Linked DNA regions of Homo sapiens: all the other regions are linked to region 2. Evidence: chromatin loops called from intact Hi-C (ENCODE). Cell type or tissue: K562. All regions are shown on one strand.

Region 1 (8,000 bases), 840 kb after region 2:
TCCTGTATAGCCTGATATCCCTCATCTTTGCAAATGAGCCATGGGGTGTGTGTGTGTGTGTGTGTGTGTATGTGTCTGTGTATGTGTGTGTATGCATGTATGTGTGTGTGAGTGTGTGTATATGTGTATGTGTGTATATGTATGTGTGTGTGTATTTGTGTGTGTGTGTGGGTGTGTGTATGTGTGTATTTGTGTGTGTGTGTATGTGTGTATGTGTATGTGTGTATGTTTTCAGTCCATTCTTACCTCCAAGGTTTCTTTCTTCCTTATGCATAGAAATTTTACAGTTCAAGATAAAGAGATTTACACTGGGATGATCAGCATCAGTCATCAAAATTCACTCTGTCATATCTTTCCATACTCCTGTATCAGTTAGGAATCTCTATTGGCTGCTAATAACAGACTGAAAAAAAATGTGCAATAAGTATATAGTGTGGAGGTAGATTGCATAGATTTGGCAGTTCCACAGTGTCATCAGGAACTCAAGTGCTTCGATCTCGCTCTTTTGGCATATGATTTCCATCCTCAAACCAGCCTCAGTCTCAAATATGGCTACAATAACTCCAGTCATTAAACCTGCTTTACAGATAGGGAGCAAAAAAACAGAGGGAGGGGAAAGAAGAGAAAAAGATCATATTTCAACTATTTTTCCCTCTTTCAAGAGTCTTCCTGGAAGTCCCACTCAGCAACATCCATTTATATTTCATTGGCCCAAATTTAGTCTATGGGAACTACATGCAAGGGAAGCTGGTTGTGGTGTCACCATGCATAACTGTAGCTCATTATTAAGGAAGCCTGGGAGAATAAATATTCCATCGAAACAACAGGCACGTGCCTCACCCCAGCTTTACTCTGCTTGCCCTGTTTCACCACCAAGACCCATCTAAGTTGTGACTTTAGATCTGTTTGGGTTTGAGTTCTTCCTTAAATCAGTGTTTTGTTTTTAATGTTTATTATTTATTCTCTGTATGGATTGGCCATTTGTGGCTAGTGATGCTCTTCAACCAGACAGACTGAGCAACTCCACCCAATGAGGCTGTAGTCTTAACTTAAACAGAAGTCTAATGCCTCCAGGGTCGCCTGCTGTTAATCTGCCAACACCATCAAAGATGCTAATGCAGAAAGAGGCAAACAACCTGTTAATTGAGCCTTTATTGTGCCTTGTTTAATCCTTCCAACCAACATCTCTATGAGGTTAATCCCCATTTTATAGGTGAGGAAACCAAAGATCAGAGAGATTAAGTAAGTTGTCCAAGATCACAGCTGACAGTGAAATTTAAGCCTTGATATGTTTTATTCTAGAGTTTTCCCTATTATCCTGTATTTCAGCCATCTCTGAAAAATTGGAGCCCACAAGATGTGAGCTATGCCCAGAACTCACCAGCTCTAGCCTGGTTGGAGTCACTAATTTCAGAGGCTACTCTTGGCCCTTTGCCAATCTGCAAGATGGAAGCAGGAGGGGGAGTGGATAGTTTTCTGTCGTCTGGTTCTCAACCTTGGTGCTGTTCAACTTCTTTCCCATTGTGGCATATGTTAAAAGTGATAATCTTCATGCAGCCTGGGGGTAGCGGAGGCTGGCTGATCTGGGCTCCCTCCTGCCAGAGGCTGAAGGGTCCACATCTTGGCGGACTCCATGGTCTTTTTCTCTTGCTATCCCCTCTTCCAGGAAAACTAATGTCTTTTTCTCTTGCTATCCCCTCTTCCAGGAAAACTAATGTCTTTTTCTCCCCCAAGGTCTAATCCAGGATCCCACACTGCATTTTCCTGTGATATCTCCTGTCTTCTCCAATCTGTGACATCCTCAGTCTTTCCTAGTCTTTCATGACATTGACACTTTTCTTGAAGAGTATTGCTAGGTATTTTTGTAGAATGTCTCTTACATTGGGTTTGTCTGATGTTTTCTCATGATTAGATTGAGATCATGCATTTTTGGCAGGAATGCCATGAAAGTGATGCACTCAGCTCATCGTGGCAGGCGTACATGAGGGCAATATGTCTTATTATGGTGATGTTGACCCTGAGCAGTGGGTTAAGGTGCTGCCTGCTGGTTTTCCCACTGTTAAGTCATTACTTTTTCCCTTTATAATTAGTAAGTGTCTTAGGAGAGATACTTTGAGGCTATTCAAATATTCTATTTCCCTTCAAACTTCTGCCCACTAATATTAGCATCCATCTGTGGATCTTGCTTATGGTACTCTAAAGGTGATTTTATACGATTTGCATTCCTTTTTAGTTGTAATTCTTCAGAAAGGAAGATTTGTCTTTTCTCTATTTTATTATATTGTTTATTTATACAATTATTGATTCATAGATATTAATTTTACTCTATAAATTATAATCCAATGCTATGGTTATTTATTTTGCTGCATAAATTGTTCCCATTCTGGCCACTCTTTCAGGTAAGTTCCCATGCTTGTCCAAGATGCCATCAACCTTTTTGGGGTACTTCCTTACTTTCTGGTACCACCACAGTCTCCAGGCTCGTCTTGGATATTTCCTGTCTCAGTCCTTATCCAAAAAAGCCCTGGTTTCTTCTGTTGAAGAATATATTAGAAAATAAGACCTAGGTTCTATGTGGCATTATTTATCATTATAAGGTAATTTGGAATCAAAATAAATTTCAGTTTGAGGATGAAAAGTGTGGAGATTAGTGAGGGTACCCGATTGCCCAACATTACACAGCTCAGAACTGGCAGACAAAAAGCTCAAACCAGGGCAGATTCTGTACTCTTAACCTCTCCACTAGCGTAAATGCCTCATTTATTATAAATATGAATTACTACTTGGCAGAAAACGTGCAGATGTGCCAGATAAATGTGATTTCTGGTTGATGGAGTGTCCGATAAAGTAGACTTGTCTATAAAAACAAACTTGGCATCCGATAAATATTTTTAGATAGATTTTGTTGAAAGAATCATCATTATCCTCAGACATTTCTTGGTATCTATGAAATTTCTGTAGAGTTCAGTTGTACTTAATTCCTTTATGGAACATGGTAGAACATATATAAAATAATAATGAATATAGAAATATGAAATAGAACAAAAATAACTGCAGGTTCACTTTCTGGATCCCCATGGCCTTTGGCTGGAAACTTGATGGTGGGGTTCACTCTCTCTTTGCCTGTTGCTTTAGTAAACCAAGGAACCAAGGCCTAGGGACATGAGCAACTTGCATTTGGCCAGTGGTGGGCAGAGTGGAGCTGGAATCAAGATTTCCTGGCTGGATCCCCAAACATTTTTGACCCTCATGATCTGACCAAGTAAATCTCAGGGCAGGACAACAGCATCCCCAGAGACTAAGCCCAGATGGGCAGGGCCACACACCCTGTATCATCTAAGAGGCCCCATATCATCTAAGAGGCCACCTTGTGGCCCACGCCCGTGTATCATCTAAGAGGCCCTGTCCACACTGCTGGGAAGTAGTCCTGGCAACTTCACTCCCTTTCTGTGTTTAACTCTCAACACCAAACCCAACTCCTGCATCAAATGCAGTTAAGAATCCAAGACAAATATGCCTAAAGAGGGGAAAACCTGGTGGCTGGATGGAATGAGATTGACTGGGAGGAGGAGACTGGTTTCTAGTCCTGGCTGGAGTACTAGAGTTTTGCACTTAACCAGTTGTTTATGCCAGGCAAGATCTTTCATCTCTCTGAGCTCTACTTTCCTGGCTTAAAATGATACGGTTGGATTAGATGACCTCTAAGGCCCTATTCTGCTTTGAAATTTTTGGAAGCTTCAAATTCCTTTGCAGAATTTCCCTGAGAGGTCCTTGGACCAGTCAGTCTCACCGGTAGAGCTCTTGCGCCACCTAGTGGTGGACTCAGAGGCCTTTTTCTCCCTTCTGCGTTCAGGTCCCGCCTCAACTGGAACAAGAGAACAAAGCCATTTCAGCCCTTTGCAGGACTGTGGCAAACTGCCAGACCTGGGAGGAACACATGTTTAATACATGTCCTAGAAAGATATGCTGTGTGAACACACTGCCACTCCTTATGGCAAAGGCCTTAGTGCGGTGGGCATGTGGTTACAAAGCCAGGTTCCTGATGTCAAGAACACCCAGCAAGGTGCCCTGATAAATACCACCCAGAAGAGATGTGTTTGGGGTACTCTCTCTGTATGCTGATCTGTTACACACTGATCCTTAACGCTTTCAGCTGCTCCCTGGTTAACAGTCATTAGGCAGGCATGCAGCACTGTCATCCTGGGCCTCAGCCCTGCTGTCAGAACCCTCCTCCAGATACCTGAAGCAAAAAGAGGCAGGGGACCCCTTAGGTGTACTGCTGATTTGGAGAAATCCTTCATCCGACGGAAGGTCTTTCTAGGTTCCTCCCCTGACACTCCTATCTAAATAAAAACTACTTCTGAAGCCTGCATGACCCTTAGAGTTGGAATCATCTGAGCTGTGGAGCACTTACCCAACATATCCTGGGATTTGTCAAATGTTGCCGGTGATTCCAGAATTGCAGCTGACTACCTAATAGCAGACATCATGTCACTCCGCTCATGGTGACTGCTGTTAATCTGGATCTGGAAGTTCCATGTCGTTTGCTTTTGGCTTCTATGTCCTGGCGAGGCAAGTACAGGCAGCACTGTTGGTGCCCATTGTACGGGCAAGAAAACCAAGGTTTGAAAACAGGTTCGGTGACTCCCCACATAACCAAAGGGAGTGGTGGAGTTACAATAACATGAAGGAACTCTGACTCCCTTGTCCAATCACGCAGGGTTTAGTCATTTGTTTTTATGATCTCAATGAGGGGCCTTTGGCTCATAGTTCATTAATTTTCATCACAAACACTATTGAAAACCATTAATTGCCTGTGCTTTAAATAGCAGTGTGGAGTTTTTTCCTTGCCTAGCAAGACAATGGGTGTCAGTGGGTAGAAGGAGCACTGGGCTGGGGACCAAAAATCCTGGACTCTTGTTTGACAAGGTCACCACCAAACTGAGGGGCCTGGGAAGTCACAACCACTGAGGCCTCCCTCTCCCCATCTAGGAAGCGAAGAGGGCAGGAGTAAGGTACCTTCCCTCCCAGAACTCCATATGTGAAAGAAAGGGCATTTCTGATTTAGGGTATGTTTCACTTTCTCTAACCTTGGATCTGTCCCAGTAAAATGATTAAGCGAGGATATCTGTCTTTGCCAAAGTATGACTTACCTGGTCAGTCCAGATTGTTCAGGTGGGCTTATTGCTTTCTTGATTTGTAACCTTTTGTTTTCCAGTGACCTGGACTGTTTTTGGTATAGAATTTCATTCCCAGGTGATAAATTCCTTTAGGGAAGTGATAGCAAACAGGTTTAATCTTGAGGGCCCTTCAAATCAGTGAGCAGTGGCTGTCGGGAGCTCTGTGTTAATGTCTCTGAGGCCATGCTGTAAGGCGCCATGGGAACATGATTGATTAGCCATGTCTGCTGTGGGCAGGGGCTGGGGAATGCAGAGGGGAAGGGCTGTATCTGGGATAGCACTGTGGAATTGGAGCAAGGGAAGCCATGCCGAGTGAAAAGGCACAGAGCTGCTTAGAAGCAGAGCAGGGATAGGAATCCACACCTCCTCCCTTCCAATTCAGTGGCCTCCCACACAAGACTTCCTCTTTATTTGGTGTGATGGGCAATCAGGTGCTTAGAAGATACTTTCCGATGATGAGGATGAAACTGATGGTCTGGCAGCAGCTTTCTGCCTGCTCTCTCAGCAATGTGTAAACCCACACATGTGTTTTTCCCTTTCTGAGACACAGAAAGGCTCAACCTTTGACAAGAGATTGTCCAGGAAACATCAGTAAACACACCAAATGCCTACATTCCCATTAAAACATGCCTATCTCCTTCTAGGCAGTTCCAAGCGAGACTTCTAAGAGGTCTGCCTTGCACAACTCACAGGCAGCAGCTGTGAGGAGGAGAGGTGCACCCCAGGCTGTGGGTGGGAGGACAGAGGGAATGGGGAGGCAGGAACAATGGACCAGCCTCCTTGGCCTCACAGGAGGCGTCTGAATGAACGATGATGGCTCTTGGCCTTCCAAATGGCAAAGACACATTCCCAGAGAGGCCGGCTGTGGAGGGCTCCTGCCCAGATGGACTCGCTGTACTGTGAAGGAGCATTCTGTGTTCCCTAACTGGCAGCGGCTGCCCAGCCCATCAGCTTGCCTGACTGCACACCAAGGGCCCTGACGGCTTTCTCATGGGGCACCCCGGGGCTTCTGCCCCAAGCAGATGCTGGGCTTTATGTTCCCACAGAGAAGGCTTGCCCGTGGCGGTCCATCCATCTTCCTCTCCTTCATCTGAGAGGCAGTGTGGCCTGCCCTGAGGGTCTGCAGGGAGCGCTCTCACCAGGCCTGGGAGGATGCTGCCAGGGAGGAGAGTGCCCTGGAGCCTGAATGCCTCTTTTGTTTGCAATGAAATAAAATCTGCCCTTTTAAAAAGCATCCACGCTGCCAAAATCCCAGGTAAAGGGGGTGTGGTTGACTTGCTGCTAGGGAGGAATTCCTTAAGCTCTGCAGGCTATACACCCTCCACAGGAAAGGCCTGGGCCTGGCTGTTGATGATGATGGGATTTCTCCCCCAACACATGCACCTCCCTTGGCTGGCAGGCAACTCAGGAGTGAGGAATGACCAAAGCCAATTCCCAGAGCAGCGGAGGAGCACGGTTCACCTTCCAGTCAGTGCCTCAGGGCAAGCCCTTTCCATCCTCTCCATAGCGCCACCTCTCAGCGGGAGAAATGCTTGGTTCACACACAGGGTCCACCCTGCTCCCACCTGGCTCTTTGAGCTAACGAAGTATCACCCTTTACAGGTCCTGGTTCTGATGCACCAAGATGTCTGATAATAATAAAAAAAAAAAGCCCAGTAGTTACTCACACTCCAAGGTGCCTGGGCTTTCTTCTGGGAGGTTGCTCCCTTCTTTGCGGCCATCACCACACATTCCTCTAGTAAGGAAACCCCAAGAGGCCGGATGTCTGCAGCACATGAGCTGTGTGTATTCCCACACCATGATTATTGCCAAGAGGTTAGAAACTGAACATGATTTGGGTCCTGAGGGGCCTTAAATCACTGTCAAATGGGAATTTGCTATAAACCAGCTGAGACCAGGGACTAAGTTCCTGTCTCCAAGAACTCCACGAAGGACCCTGCAAGAGAAGAGAGCACATTCCATTGTTTAGACTAAGCTGAATCCCAACTACTCAAGGCATCCTGGCCTTTGGGATTGGATAAGGTAAGTTTTGTAAGGATTCCTGACCCAAGCTGTCATGTCAAGCTTCTTTACCCATCTGGCCATATTTCATGTTCGGATCCATCACGCAGTTCTCTGCATTTTATTGACAATGCACAGGCCGTTTCCTGTGTGTAACTCCTTGCCACCCTCAGGAGGAAGGTCCTCAGACAAATATATGAATGTTCATTCATTCAACAAGCATTTATTCAGCATCTACTATATTCCTGGCCCAGTGCCAGGCTCAGCGTCTCCTGTGGATCCTCATGGGGCCTTCAGATATGAAAAGAAAAGTACAAAATGATGCAGGTGCTATGGTAGACTTAAGTATTAGGCTCCATGGGAGCACAGAGTAAGAATAAGTCATTTCCTAGATGGGCAGTGAGTTGAACTCAGGGTGAGGGGCCAGCGAATCCTCCCAACACCTAACATCTGGAGTTGTTTTGGGGGGTAAAGTACACGCAGCTCTTATGTGTACTCTTGGATCTGCATGCCAGGCATTGTGTTGTCTGCCTGCCCATCTGGTTGGACCAGCATCTGGGGGGTGGGTCAAGTCATCCAAGCTCCAAGGAGATGGGTAGGACAAGAGATTGTCAGTATCTTACTTGTCCACAATGGGAGCTATATTTGTGCATGGGAGGGTATAACTGCCTGGACAGAGGCCACTCCTTCTGGGGCACAACCCTGCCCAGGAAACCCCAAATAGAGGTTTGCTTCAATAAGAGCTATGTTTATCTAGGAAACATTCCAAGTTGTGGAGAAAAAAAGGAGAATAAAAGAAAAAGAAGAAACCTTCCATCC
Region 2 (8,000 bases):
AAGGAGCTTAAATCTAATTGAAAAGAAAAACCAGCTGTGCCCAGGTAAAACACCACAGAGGATAAGAGAGTAAACAAAGTGATAAGCCATATACTATGCAGACAAAAGTTCCTTCTAGAGCTCCAAGAAAGGAAAGATTCATTTTGGTCAAAAGGAAGACTTCATAATAAAAGATGGGATTTGAGTCACAAGCAATAAGGAAAGGCATTCAGAGTAGAGAACAGAATAAATAATCAGTGAGAATGGGCAAGCTATGTGGGAAAAATAATGAGGCAATCAGCCTAACTAAAACAGTTTGGGTTGGAGAGAAACAGGAAATAAGATAGAACAGCTAAGGTTAAGTTATATTAGAAGCTTAGGCTACATGTTGGTAAACAGAATTCTATTTAGGTTCTTGAGCAGAAAGATAACATAATGAAAGTAAGATCATTCCCAATAGTCTGATTAAAATTAATGTTAAGTAGGGGATTTCTAGATTCACAGAACAATTCGTTCTGTCCAAAATTAAAGCACTCCATAAGAAAATTAATTCTATTTAATAAATAGACAAGAATTTTCCCAGTGTTCTTAGTTCCTGCTTAAGATACTGTGATGTGCCCAGTGAAACTCAAGTCTAACACATGCACCCATGGAGCTCTCCACCCAGCTGGAGGAAGAAGGCACTTCTGAAGCATAAGCCTCATTAGCATATGCTCTAAATGTTAAGAACTGTGCTAAATTCTCTGTGGAACAACACTAAGAAAGATAAAGAAAATGAATTTCTACTTTCCCTTAGTTTTAAGTCTAGAAATTTCTGACTGCTTAAACTATACATACCTCACTTTTAAAAACACCAGAACACCCACAGATAATGTCCTGAATTGATACCATAAATGGCAACGTCAAAAGACATGCACACACAACAAAAAAACTAAACACAAGGCTTATTTAAATAATAATAGTAAACTTTCATGCAAAAAACATGTATAGGCATATTGTTTGGAAACATCTTAAATTTAAAAATTGCTTGGAAGCATACCATAACTCTGCTAGAACTCTTGAATGACAATTAAATAAATTGAAATCATAAAATCACTGAGCTTAAATCACCTCAGAGGCCCTTTAATCCAATACTCTAAGCTCTGTTGGAAAATTTCTAATGACAGGTAACTCACTATTTCAGGAAGTGTTTCAGTCAAACATCTAAAAAATTCATTTTGTAATGAGCCAAAAGCTTTTCCCACATAACAGCATTTCAAATATTTGAATCCCATGATCATGTACACTGCAACCAGCCCTACATCCCTACCAGCCAAGTTTTTTCTCAAATTTTACTTGCCTCTCTAAATGGAAAAGTTAACTCTCACTAAACAACTGCCTCTCTTTTTTATTTACATGGGGAGCATGATGTAATGGGAAGACCTCTGGAGAGAAAGTTAGGAAATCCATGTTTGAGTTTTTTTTTTAATTTCCTGAATGAACTCTTTGTGCTTTAGTTTCTTCTTATAAGATGAGGAAGATAATCTAGAGGGTCTCTTAAAGTATTTACCAATTTAATCTTGTACTCTATATTAAATAATTATACCTACATTGAAATTTAACCTCATTTACTGCAGGTACAGACTGTTGCCTGGGAAGCAGGAAAAGCAGTATACAGGAGTAGGGGGGACAGATTTTTTTTTTTAACTATATGAGTTTAAAGAATAGATGGAATCAAGAAATGAAAAATACAAAATGGATGGAACCAAGAAATGAAAAATACAAAATGGATGGAATCAAGAAATGAAAATTATAAAATATAAAAATAAATATACTATTCTGAAAAGCCAATTTTATGTACAAATGATTAATCTATGTCAAATGTGGAGATAAATGTCCAAAAGATAGAGAGAGTATTTTACCTTATGTTTAGTAGCTTCAACGCATTTAGCAGCACTCCCCTTTTTACATCATAGTCTATTTTCTGATCAGTTCCAAAGCTTGGGGCTCGGTTAATCTGAAATTTACAAAGAAGACAATATTGGAAGGTAAATAAATATTCAATACATATTTGTTAATCCAATGTGGGATCTCTAGCCAGTAGAACAACTCTACATTAAACCTCAAAGCTTTACATGGCAGATGGCCCAGTTGTTATTGCCACATCTCCATTCTGCATCACCCTAGGTCAACAAATTGCAAGGGATTGACTATTAGCACCATCTCCTTCCCAAGGCTGCCTTAGTTTAGGAGCTTTACTGTCAGTATAGGCTGGCCTCTCCCTCCATTCCACTCTCTCCACTACCCCATGCAATTTAGGTTTTTTAAGTTTAGGAAAGTTAAAAGTGATTTAGCCTAACAAAAAGGAAATAGTGATATTCATCATGTTACCAACACAGTAATAATTATATCAACACAATAATAATTATATACATCTATATATTTAAAATATGGAAACTATCAGTGCTCCCTTTTCACTGCCTCAGATCTTCAGGAATTCATTAAGATGAAAAATAAAAGAGCTGGAGTGTTTGTTTTTGTCTTTGTTGAGTCTTGTTACTATTGTCATTGTTATAAAAATATAACTGGAATAGCTGATGTTTAAGAAAATTTCTTAATCAGTTAAATCGGTTGGTTAGAACACTGCTGAGTTCAACACAACAGCTTAGCTTCTTGACCACCAACTAATCCCTTAGGCTATCTCAAACATATGTATATATGCTACTAGTCACAGTTATACACATCTGTCACCACAAGAGACAAAACAATTGAAAGCATTCATTCCACAACTTGCACCTGAAGAAATATCACATTATAATCAAGAAATTACCCAGGAATACAACATCTTTAATTAGAAATGTGTCACAGGTTCACCGCAGAAAAATAAGTAAAACTAAGGAAAACAAATAACAAAAGATACCTGTAATCCCACTACTTAACACTTAGTGTCGTGTTAACCGTTTGGTAGATAGTATTCCAGATATTTTCTATGTATACATATTTAAAATATTCATTTTACCTTCCAAATGCATGTCTATACTAACCATACTTTATTTTACATTCCAAGCTTTTCTCTTAATAATGTATCATGAAAATCTTTCATCATGCCATCATTTTGATGGATGCATGGTACTCCTTTTATAGAGATATGCCATGTTGTATTTTGATTCCTTTGTTGATTTCTGATTTAAAAGGTGGTGGACACATTCCTTTATTTGTGATATAGTCTCAAGGAGAAGGAAATAGCTTGAAAACGGCAATAACATCCATTTATTATAGGTCAATTTGAGAAAGGGAGTTTATTAATCTATTACGAAAGCTCTAAGCATTTCCCTTTGCAAGTGCAAAGAAAGGGTAAAGTAATATATTTTATGGGAGAAAAGTTTCAACCATACTGATTCAAATTTCTGGAGTTTATAATACAACTAATGACAGTGTTGCCACTATATGTGACATGGTTATAAACTAAACCAGACATTAAAGAACTGATGAGTCAGTGGTCCATTGGCATGTTATCTGTCTTTGTAGAATTCCTCAGAGTTTCCATTCCAAATTTCAGTGTGGAATTGTGCCAGGCATATCCCTCCTCCAGGATGGTACTGAGGTCTTGGTATAAAGCCATCTCAGATCTCAATCTCTCTCTCTCTCCTTACCTATTTCAAATTTTTCCCTCTACTATAAGATAAATTGGTCTATGAAGAGGTATACCCACACAAGATAAACTATTAATAATATGTGGAAAGGCAGGAAACCTTTTTCAATTTAGGTTTTCATTCAGGGTTGTTCTTGTTTTTTTTTTTTTAAGTTTTATGAGAAAGGTAAAGAAAAAAAATAAAAGAAAAACCACAAATGGCTGACAGAAGAAACTAAAAATTAGTGTTCCACCCAGCCAAAATTCTCCTCTATAATGAGATGATTTATTTGGTTCTCATTTCCTACCCCAATTCTAAAACAGACAAAACATAGATGTTAAAGTCTCAAAATTCAACAGCTTGTAAATGCATTAAGAAATGAAAATTATTATAAAATATATATTAGTAAACACTATTTTCAACTGTCCTAAAAAGTTTTATCAAAACAATCACTTTTTCCACAAATTAAAGTATCCATAATAGCTTCTGTGCTCCTAAGTTAGTGCTGTTCCCTCTGCACCACAGCCTTTCCCCACCCCTACTTTATCTCTCTCAGCCCCCAGCCCCTACCCCAACCTTCTGTAGCCCTACAATCTTTGCTCAGGTGTTTCTTCTGTAAAGATTCTTTTTAACTCTCCGATACACACAGGTACACAGAGATATTAATCATGCTATTGTTTTTGTCATTTCCCTTTTACCTACTAGTACTTATAACTATTACCATAAAATGCACATCTGAATAATGGCTACACCAGGGCAAGTATTCTGTCTTCTTATATTCCCACCACCTAACACAATGACTATAACTTAGTAGGTTCCTGTTTAATTTAAGAGTACTTAAAACTATTGGTGGTATCTTCATACTCCACCAAAGTTCCATGTTTTTCCTAAAAAAATGTTTTCTACTTATGAAAATTTGTGCAATTCTGCCACTAGCAATCAGTCCCTGAAATTATTCTGGTTAACTAAAAGTTATCACATACCCAGAAGCACCTTCTACCTTATTCCACTTGATGGCGCCAAAAGGTTTTTAACAATGTATATTAGCCCCACCAAAATATCAGCAGGGAGCAAAACACAAGGCAAGATTGAAGATTCTTTTAACTGTTTTAATATAACAAATGTTCATTATTCACAGCTCTTGGTTATTGTGGAGTGTTTTAATGGTTCTGATTGATCTAGAAACAACGAAGGAAAGAGTAAAGAATGAAGAAACATTCATGCAAACAATGGTTATTTTGAATCTTTTAAAATCCAGAATTCAACCATTCAGTCAATTCTGATTTAGCAAGCTAATGGAAAGCTCTAGTGAAGCAAATGTTTCTTCTAAAAAGGTAACTAAGATATCTATAAAGTCATTATTTCCTACTATCCTCCTTATGCATGTGCCTTCACTTTTTCCCCACTCCATCAATGACAAAAGAAAAGTAACAGGGGCAGAAGACAATATAGCTAAGAACAGGAAAGGACTGCTGCAGAAAAAGTAAGAAATCTAAAGAAAACTTCAGGCCTTAGCAAGATGAAGGGTCCATAGTGCATAGTCAAGTGTTTTCATATCCAAGGAACGGAGGAAGCAAAGGATAAGTAAAACTTCCTCACATTTATCTTATCTCTAAGACCCAGGCTGGAGCAAAATATGAACATCCAACAGAGAGAACTGCATTTCCTTGGAGACACAATACATGTTACTGTTTAAAGTAGATGTGACCACACATAGGCGCGCGCACACACACACACACACACAATCTTTGGCCCTCAAATTAGAAAAGTGTCATTTCTTTGAAATGTATTTTTAGTATCATCTCACCTACCACTCATTTAATTTGCTTATGCAAACCTTGATATTACACACACAACTTCTAACTTATAAATCACTAACAAAAAGAGAGATACTTGATTTAAAATGAAAGGTAGTGGTTGACTACATCTTCTACAGCTGTATGTTCCTGATTACGTTTCCAAAACATGATATTTAAGCGGCCACGAGAAGGTGTGTAAACCCAGATCAAGGAGCTTAAAGGGAACTGCTGGATGGGATCTTCTGGACCACGTGACTTCTAAGGTTTCTTCTGGGTAATATAAATATAACTAGCAGGAAAAAATATAAAAATTGTCAACAGAGATAATTTTTACTTTCTCCTTTTTACTATTCTGTATGTGTTACATGACCTTTTATCATCCAAGAAAAATAATGGTAACTCTCACCCTACCAGGGACTGGCAGCAAACCTGAAGGCATACAGTTGACAGTCTCCCTGAGGGAAGCCCCAGGTATATAACATGGCCTTAAAGGAGAAATTTACCACCTGGGGTATCGAATACTGAATACTGATTAATGAACCAATTGGAGCCTCTCGGAGAGTCTGAAGGGGAGACACACTGAAGGCAAGATCCTGAAGCCCAGGCACTCACAGAGAGGAGAGACACTATCCAGAACTCATGATGTGGTAGAAGCCAGGAGGCTGAGAAAATAGTAGAGCAAGTAAGCAACAAAACAGTAAAAGCACCTCCACACTTCAATCCCAAATACCTGGCCTAGAAACTCAGCTGATGCTAATTTGGGAAAAGTAATATCAAACACTGTGATTCATTCTTAGAACTGTTCTAGTCCCTGAATTTTTATCCTCTTCTTCCCACTTATTCCATTCAGCCTTCATTCTGGACAGTTAATGGGACAACTGTGTTAAGTACACATTTTTAAAGCATTTATTTTAATACGTAAGGACAGTGATAACTCTTCTTTTTTCTTAAAGAATGCCTTACCTCCAGAAGCCATGGCTTTAGTTTTCTATCCAACAAAATATCAAATCCCAGGACTTCAAAGCAGACACTTTCGCTTCCTGGAGGTTGACCAGGTCTACACATTCGATAGGCATGCAGGACATGAGGTTCTGCTACAATCAGGGTCTTTACCACCAATTCCTATAAGATTGTGATAAAAGAAGTGAAAATGCCTTTGTATCTCATTTCATATGTGCAAATATAACCGGGGCCCACAAACTGGCAGCCTGGCCAAGTTTACAAAGCTCTGTGGCATCTAGCCCCTGCCACTGCTCTGACTTCATTCTTCACTCTTACCCCTGCCCACTGCACTCCTCACACTTGCTTTGGGTTCCTCAAGTAAGTGACACTTCTTCCTATCTTAAGTCCTTTGAGTTAGCTGTTCCCTCTTGTGGAATAATCTTTCCCCTATATTCCCAAGTCTGGCTCTTAGACATTCAGAGAGGCCTTCCTAACCCTCAAGTTAAAAGCAGCCACCCTTCATTTCTTACTGCACCACTACACACAGCATATAACAAGCTGATATTTTTCTTTTTACATTAGAGAAGGGTCCTTGTCTGACTTATTTATAACACCATTCCCAGTGCCTACAATAGTAGCTGGCATTTAGTAGATATTCAAGTAAATCTACTACTTTGTAAACAAGTAAAACAAAGCTGATAAATGTGGTTTCTATATGTTAAAAACAAGTAAGGTAGGAGCATACGCTAGCCCCATCCAGAAGAGATGAGGGTGACAGGAAGGAAAAATTCCAAGGAGAGTAAATTATTTCACAAACACCAGTAGAGAAACTCCACTTAGATAAAGGCTGAAAGGGCTGGAAGACAAAATCTTGAGAGTTGAGTTTCTTTATTCAGTGATGATTTTGTAGTGTATAAGTTTTATCTGAGAAGACTGTTACCAATTAAAAGACTGGCTCTCAATATTTTCTGAGAGAAAACACATAATACTACTAGGGTGAGTTATTAACCCTAATTTTTAAAAAGTTGTTTTACTGAAGTTTCAGAATAAGCTGTAGGAGAAAAGCTGTCTCATTTATTTTTGCTCAGAAGACACTGTCATTTTAACTCCCTCTCTACAGGTATAGGCAATAGAAAAAGACAGTTAAGAACCTGGCTCTAAAATAGGCTTCTTATGTTTCTTCCTGGCTTTGTAACTTGTTAGCTGTGCAACCTCAGTCATGTTGCTTAAACTTTGTGTGTCTCATTTTTCCTAAATATAATCTGCAAAAGGTTAATGTAAGAAAAAAATGAGATTCCATGTAAGACTCTTAGCATAGAGCCCAGAGTACTATTATTGTTACTGTTACTCTATCATTCCTCTAGAATTCCACCTTATATATCAGGTTAGACTCAAATATTCCACTACCTGGTGGAACAATATTTATTCTATGGGTGATAAAAGGGAAGACAGAAGTTAACCTCACTGTTACCCAGAACCACAATCCAGTTTATATTTGGGAATAAGTATCAGATGTCCCATGAGAGGCTGTTTTCAAAAAATTTTGTTCAAGGTTAACAAATTCATGACAGCACCATAGCATATAAAATAAAAGACAAAAAGCCACTTTATATAAATCTTCACCAATATTACTGAAACCACTTGAGAGCAGAAAAAGTTAAAACTTTGA
Region 3 (8,000 bases), 190 kb after region 2:
CTTCTTTCTGGAGAGAGCAGGTGTCTCACATCTCTAGTCAGCCATCTTGTACCAAAATCCCATTATTTGTAATTTTCTAAATAGATAATAGATAATATATTCAAAATGTATACATTTTAACATTACAGACAGAAATATGGACTTGAAGCAAATATTCCAAAATATCAATAATAGTATTTCTGGGTGCTGGGAATAAGAGTGACAAAAGAAAAAATCTAAGAAACAAATATAAAACAGCCATCATTCTCTTTGGTTACCTAATATAAAGCTTAAAGTGAAGAAGAAAGCCTGGAAAATGGCATTGCAGACCTGAGAACAGCAGAAAGAGTGAAATAACAGCTCCCCACCAAGGACACTGACCTTTGAAACACAGCATCAGTGACTACAGTAGGAAAACCTAGGACTCTGCTTGGAAACAGAGGGGACTTAAGGATCACTTATAATAATATTTACTTCTTCAGTTGAGGAAGGTGGGAAGTCATTTCTGTTGTTACCTAGCAGCTCTTAGAGATGAGTTTATATACCAAAAGTAGTTGACATATGTATCAAAAGTAGGATAATCTAAGAAATACTCTTGTTTTTGGAATATATATTTAATGAGTTTCAGTTGCAAGAAGCAGAGACCCTATTCAAACTGATTGAAACAGAAAGGAAATAATTTTTTAAGGTAACTTCAAAGTTCAAGTGGTGAAACAGCATTTAGGCATTGCAGTATCCAGGACCTCAAATGATGTCATTAGATTTATATATTTTTCTCCCTCTTTCTGTGTTTGTCTCTCTGCCTCTGCCATGTCTTTCTCTGTCTTACAGTATGAATATGATTTTTTTCATTGTTCAGAAGCTGGAGCTGGAAGTGACTGAAATACTTCTGAGAAACCTTATTTCCATGACCATGCTTGTCATCAGAAATACATATTCAAATATCATAGAAGAGCATCTAGTGGGGAGAACTTTATTTTTATCCAAAACTTTAAGAACAAGGAGTCCAGGAAATATATTTTATAGCTTTCCAACCTGTCCAACTATTAAAGAAGGAGAATGGAAGGGACATTGAATGAACCAATTTACAATATCCAGCATGGTCCACTCTTTTGGCTGTTCATCACCTATTTATACCCTTCTACTGATGCTTTCAAAGAATGGCAATTACACTATTCTACAGCTAACTTAATGCTACTGTCCTTCATATAAATGAAAACACTCAACTTCTACCCAAAAAGAGAGATCTAAAAATCCATCAGCCCGTATATCAATTTCTAGATGATATTCACTCATATCATTTAGCCATAATATCACCTTGACTTTCCACAGCCCTAGTACTAAATTATAAAGTTAATGACCACGCCTTATGTAAAATTCCTGGGGAAAGGCAAGAAGGAAATTGATGTGTTTATATGTACACACATACATAGGCACACATATAGCATAGCAAGGTGGCATTTATGAGTAGCTGCTATAGTCCTTGTTCTGTTTGAAAGTTGCTATAAATTTCCCACTGCAGCATATAAGTGTAGAAGGGATTCTTTTTCAGGGTAGTAGTTTAGACCATCATTCTTGAATCATTGAGACCTTGGTAGTGTTTCCTATATTGGAATACTGAAGTCTTCTCTGTTTTTATACTCAATATGCAAATTACAAGAAAGTACCCCACCTCCATCTATAACACAACTTTATGTCTCAGTAATAACCAGGATTAATCACTCAAACAGAAGTAACTTTCCTTTTCGGCCTGTATTTTTCAGTGAAATGTGACCAGAATGCCCAGCTGGCACTCTAAACTTCTGGTTCAAGGGATTAATTGTTACAGGTACTCCCCATACTTGAAGAGTACTTCTAAATTCATATTTCTTGAAGAGTACTTCCAAGGGTATTAAAATGTCTCAACTGTTAAAGAGTCCAAAGTTACAGAGACAAGAAGTAGAAAATTTTCAAATGGGTAACTTATCATACTATAGTTCATTAATTTTGACATACATACTTTTGTCTCACATTTTAGTGTATTCGAAATTAGGATGCTTCCTAAAATGATGACATCAGTCAGGCAATTCTTGTGATGTGCTTGTTATTGTCTATACATGCACAAACATGAAAATGCGTATCAGCAGGTTGGAAGAAAATATAGGAGATGGTAGTAGAGCGCCTCAAAAAATACTGTATCAATATTTTTGATATAAAGAACAATAATTGTGTAAAAACACACAATAATGACTGTGCATCAAAAAATAGTCTGGAAGAGTCAGACTATGAATATGAAAGCATTTTAGGAATTTCTTAACAAGTTTAAAATTTTTTTCACTTCATATGTTTACAAGAGTGATATTAAAAAGTTATGTCTAAATAAATCAAAAATAGTTCTCTCTTAATAGGGAAAAAATTTATAACTGACAAAGTATCTCATAGTTTAATTGCTGTACATTTTTCTTTTTTTTCTTAGTGGTACATGATATAATGGTGATTTTTATAATTGATAGTCATAGATTCAGTGAAATAGGGTGGTGATATCTACCACTCCCACCTCCACCTTCTGGTTCCCAGATACTTGTTTTTTATGGTTGAAGAAACACCAGGTAATGGTCCCTGAGAAGTTTCTTTTGTGTATGAGCTACAAGATTTCAAGACTTTTCAAATCTTGATCTTAGGTAATTTTTGAAGTAACAATAATCACTAATAGTTTGTCTTTAATGTTCTTGTACTAGCTATCACGAGTTTTATGTATCTTTGTTATTGTTACTATTTTGTGTCAATTGCCAAGAGACTTAAACATCTTTTCTAACATGTTCATATTCTCTTGATTAATTACATTATGAAACAACATGCCTATTCATTATTTTTATTTGGAATTTTTCCTTTTTTCATGATTTAGTGTATTTGTTACAAAAAATAACTTGAATTCACTTTTCTATATAGGAACATTTTTATTGATTTTATGTCTCCTCTTTATAATCTCTTTCATATTTCATTATGTTTCTTCTAAATTTATCTTGTTTTTTTAATACATAAATTTGAAGATGAAAAAGGAGGTACTCCTCATATACATTCATGTATTATACATATATATTCATATACATATATATGTACACATTCAAATCACAAGTCTGTCATTTTTAACTTTTTAATTGAAAAATCCCCAAACTTCTTGCCAATCGTAGCTAAAACTGTACATTACCCCTAAACTTTCCCTTATTCAGATCTCTAAAATGCCTGGTGCCACTCCATTAGCACCTGACATAATGGAAAGTGTGAAGAAGGGGAAGTTGGAGAGAAAAGAGACAGCAATCTCAACCAATTGCTATTAAAATATCTTACTTTTGCAAGTCTTACAAAAGCATGTGTCCTTGTGAACACAATGCTAGAATCTCTCCCAGGGTATTAGAAGGGTTGCCTGCACTTGAGAGGTCCTGAAATTTAATCTCTGTTAGCTTCACAGTAAACCTGCTGTGGCCCTCAGATTTCAGTTCTCTTTGTGAGAGAAGCCCTCTCCTCTGGCTGGCAATTTATGATTCCCTTGCACACACTCTCTTTTCTGGGGTCTATAGGACATAAATGTATTTTCCCTGCTATTCCAAGTTGAGCCCCCTCTCAACATAATTCTTTTCACTCTGCCACTGAGCAGAGGTGGTTTTATCTACCATTTAGTACCTTTACATTTTGTACATTTGGTGAGTCCCCCCAAAACAGTCCCTAACTCTTATAAATCCTAGCAGATAGGGTACATGTTAAGTCTCTGAGTGGTTTCCTTGAAGCCCCTCAGTTGATTTGAGGTAAGGGTGACCTCCTGCCCTGAATGTGTTGCATACCTCATAACTGCTCCAAAACAATTCTCTCCAGCACTCTTCAGCCTCTCCCTCTGATGTAAATTGGCTAATGTTGGCAGATCTGGCTTTAAAATCTAGTTTCTGTGGGTGGTTTTATTTTTCATTTGGGAAGGCTGGTCACCTGATAGAAAAATAAAAATAACCATGTTAAGACAAATTGGTGTTTTAGCTGTCTGCTTAATTGCTTTTGGCCTTCAGTTTTCTCTTTGAAATCTTATACTCAATTGAGCAAATGTTTCTCAGTTGAGGGTTTATGTGTTCTAAGTCCTGTGATAGGTACCAGGAATGCAGAGATAAACAGATCCATTGTAAACAGTCAAATGTAATAGAAGAATCATATGGCTAATCTGCCATATATTAAGTCATAGTGTCTAAATTGCATTAAACCAGCTCAATATAAGAACAACTGTTTTCTTAAAAGTTATATGAGATTTTATAAAAGATTTTACCTTGCCATTATATAGTAATTATGATTGAACTTACCAAATTAAATGTAATGTGACGTTTACTAGTATTTTTCCATTAAATTGTTAGTGAATTAAAAGGACGTTTTGGAATTATATGGGGGATCTTTGGAAGACTTAATTTTTTCATGGGTTGTATAAATAGATTTATGAGAGGGAAAATGGATATTAGTTTCTGATATGGTAGTTTATGTGAGAATTTTATAGTTTGATTTGTATAAATAAAATAATGTTATTGCATATTTCTGGTACATTACACTTTTATTTGTATAATAACCTAAACTTGTGTTTATCTTATATTGCTAAAATTTAAGGTAATGACAATAAAAGATTTTTCTGGTATGTATGTGAAGCCTAAATGGCCCCATTCTGCCACCTTCTGGCTGACTCCGTAGCTTATAATATTGTGAGGTAAGTGTCATCTAACCGTTCTGCCATGGTTGGCAGCAGACCATATATTTGGGGCCTGGGTGATTTAAAACAGGGTCAGTTTAAGCAATAATGTAGTTCTAGTGCCTCAGGCTCACCTTTATTTCATAGTTCTAAAATGTGTTAGAATTTATTGGAATAGAATACCACATAGTGATGTATGAGATTGTTTCTCCCAGGGTATGGAGTTGTAGTTAATTTTGACTTTTCTGCAATACTAAAGTTTCTTCAGATATTACTTGATAATTAAAACTGTATCAACATGGTAAGCTATTTATCAGAATCATCATAAGAAAGTTACTTGGAGAGTGATATAGAAATGAAAGTTACTGAAATCAGCACCAATTCCTTATAGAGAAACTAATGGGTTCAGTAATCACTTACTAGAGTTCTAAAATAAAAGGAGAAACCATATGTACAACAACAAAGTACTAACAAAATCTTAGTAATTTAAACCTCTAGTTTTGTGACACTTCTATATATTGCCATTTATTAAAAAAAAGAATTTGGGAAGGCTTAAAACTTTTGGAAATGTAATTCATTTAAAATTGGTTTGATAAACTTTTTGGAGAGGGATAGAGAAAATAAAGTAGAACGCTATAAAATGTTGCAATTTGTGACCTTTTGCAGCACACTTAACCTCTTTGTCACTCTGGAAAATGGGATAATAATATCCAATATAAAGGTAGATTGTTGTGAGGAATAAATGCTTTATTTACTTCATGTGAAACACTTAGAATGATATCTGACATATAATAAGTTAGCATTGTTATAGTCAATCTTACAACATTTAGAATATGTTACATAGTCTAATATAAATGGATTCCAAAATATTCTAGGCAGTAAGCTTTGTATTTTCTTAACATTTTTACACTCAATAATATTAAATTAAAAGAGAGAAATTGAAGACTGGAAATGCATAGCTCCCTAAAGTAGTGTAGAAATATATGTGATATATTGGGGCCTAATAAAGGGCCTTTATTTCTGTCTGTGACTCATCTTTTAGATACCTAAAGCTATCTCATAAAAAAGCTATGGTATCTTGAAGAAATTAATCAATTTAAAAACATTTATTGAGTGTATACTGTGTGATCATCAGTGTGTTAGATTCTGGTAAGAAATGATATGAGAAACTCACAAAAAGAAGTATAAACATGCAATTACTACAATGTGGTCAGTACAGTAACGTGGGTGTTAATATATTTTAGGAACTAGAAGAGAAGAAATAACATTGAACTACACTTTGATTAACAAGTAGGAATTAGCTAGGAGAAAGTCGTCTTACATAAATGGAACTTCTATGCATGATTTTTGACTACTGGTTTACCTGAAGTTTCTTACATTTTGTATTAGTATAACTTTACAGCCTTTCATATCCAGAATGCTTTTACACACATTATCTGAAGAGTGAGGTTTTCAGGTTATTATCTGAATGGTGAAAATTGGGTTTCTATCGTAGTAATTATGGGTGAAGGGGAAATATGTGTTTTTTAAAACTGGACATTTGTAATGTTGCTGTCTGAGCCTATAGCCCCCTACCTTCACCTCTTTATGCTGTGGAGTCAGGCAACTACACTAGCAGTCAAATGCCTGAGGTTCGCAGTTTGCCCTATCAGTGCTCTTGAGGGTTCTCATGTGAGTGAAAGGAGTGACTATCCCATGCCCTGCACCATTTCTGTGGTGGTAGTGGTGGTTGAGGGAAGAAGTTTCATCTTCACATTTCAGGTATTTAGAAAGCCCATCTGGAGATTTAGTTATGGGACTACCTGGCTATAGTCTTGGCTAGGGCGTTAGTAGATCAATGAAATTTTCTCATCAACACGAAGGGCTCTAAGTGTTAAAGGGAGACAGTGCCCACATCAACCATGACTAGGAGTTTCACATGTCCATATTTCATACATTTTAGTACTCTGGAAATAGAATCCCACTTTCCTCATCCCCATCACCTTATTACATTTAAGTCTTGTGTTAATTTTCTATTATTGCTATAACTAAATAGTGGCTTAAATAGTGGCTTAAAATAACACCCATTTATTATCTCACTGTTCTGTAGGTCAGAATTCTGGCAGGCTCTTATCTGGAGTTTCTGGGGAAGAATTTACTTCCAAGCTGATCCATACTTCTGGCAGAATCCAGTACCTTATGGTTATAGGACTAGGGTCTCTGTTTCTTGGTTGACTGTCATCTAGGGGGCTCCCTTAGCTCTTAGAGCCCTCTCTCTGGTGCTTCTACATAGGCTGTAATATCTCAGAGCCAGTAATGGTGTGCTGATCATTCTCACACGTGAAATTTCATGACATGTTGCCATGGCTCTCTTCTGCTCCTAGCTGGACAAGGTTCTCTGCTTTCAAGAGCAAATTTTTTTAGATCGGGCCCACCTAAGTAATCCAGAGGAATCTATTTAGTCACTAATTAGTAGCCTTAATTACATCCGCAGAGTCCAGTTAGGCATATATTGAAACATATCCACAGTTTCCAGGCAGTAGATGGAATTAATAGGGGGAGCATTCTGCTTATCAGAAATCCATCGGGAGTTTAGAAAGAAGAGGAAGTACAGAGAGCCTACGACCTTTGGTATGCATTTCAAGACTCAGTCACAATTAAGAGGAGGATCTACTTAATAGTTAAAGAAAATTTAAACCATCTTTCTTCCCTAATACAACCAGAAGTATAAACTAGTTGTTAACAGATATGCATATGATTAAAATAAAATTTAGAAGGCAGTGATGTGTTTCAGACTCATATTCAGCTATCTTTTTGAAATCTCCATTTGTATGTCTAGTAAGCATCTCAAATTTAATATGTCCAATAGAATTTTTTATTACAACACCCCTCCAGCCCCTTCCTTCAGAAATGGGATAGTTCCCTTGACCCCTTCGCGGGACTCACAAAGGGATTGACTTGTTTACTCAGCTCGCAGCTCTCATCCCCTCACGGGACGGGGAGCATGCAGGTGAGTGGGTACAGGGACTGGGACAAGTGCTTCTGGGCATCCGCAGGAGTAGAATCCTGTGCAGTCCAGTGGAAGCTTCCTGGGGGGTGGGGGGGAGGGGAGGGGAACCTGTGACCTCCGGAGTCCTAGAGGGCATGTGTTACAGTGTGCTCATTTAGCTTTGCCATCCACAGACAACTTAAGTGTTTAACAGATCAGTGGAGGGTCAGGGTGACAGCCTTTTGCACCCGCCCTCTTGGTACCCGAGTACTTGTCTGGCATCCAGGAAGAATAAGGTCATATGAATGAATTGAAGGGTGGTGAATGTGGAGGATTTTACTGAGCAGTAGAAGTGGCTCT

What was found. Hi-C counts contacts between places; a loop is a spot of excess contacts. Peaks named below come from ENCODE experiments on the same cell type or tissue, not always from the same donor. Only the 100,000 strongest peaks of a DNase experiment are listed, where the experiment ranks them.
Region 1: it touches region 2 in a loop (6-fold over the local background); 31 of 110 quality-filtered maps call a loop at or near these places.
Region 3: it touches region 2 in a loop (9-fold over the local background); 93 of 110 quality-filtered maps call a loop at or near these places.

What each region holds. Positions count from the first base shown.
Region 1 is chr1:84,768,720-84,776,719 of GRCh38, forward strand. No RefSeq gene overlaps it. Among named protein-coding and RNA genes, the nearest start is that of SSX2IP, 82 kb to the left of the region's middle. RefSeq lists an enhancer at 6,141-6,640. In K562, CTCF peaks have their summits at 3,215 and 3,809 (motif pointing left); a DNase peak (open chromatin) is centred at 3,832; H3K27me3 peaks cover 993 bases.
Region 2 is chr1:83,927,256-83,935,255 of GRCh38, forward strand. TTLL7 (tubulin tyrosine ligase like 7) reads right to left here. Exons shown (of 21, transcript NM_024686.6): 9 at 6,353-6,511; 10 at 1,881-1,975. Among named protein-coding and RNA genes, the nearest start is that of TTLL7-IT1, 53 kb to the right of the region's middle. In K562, a CTCF peak has its summit at 4,600 (motif pointing right); DNase peaks (open chromatin) are centred at 4,646 and 5,206.
Region 3 is chr1:84,118,335-84,126,334 of GRCh38, forward strand. It overlaps a transcript of PRKACB not described here. Among named protein-coding and RNA genes, the nearest start is that of PRKACB, 22 kb to the right of the region's middle. RefSeq lists an enhancer at 4,581-4,730. In K562, a CTCF peak has its summit at 4,649 (motif pointing left); a DNase peak (open chromatin) is centred at 4,667.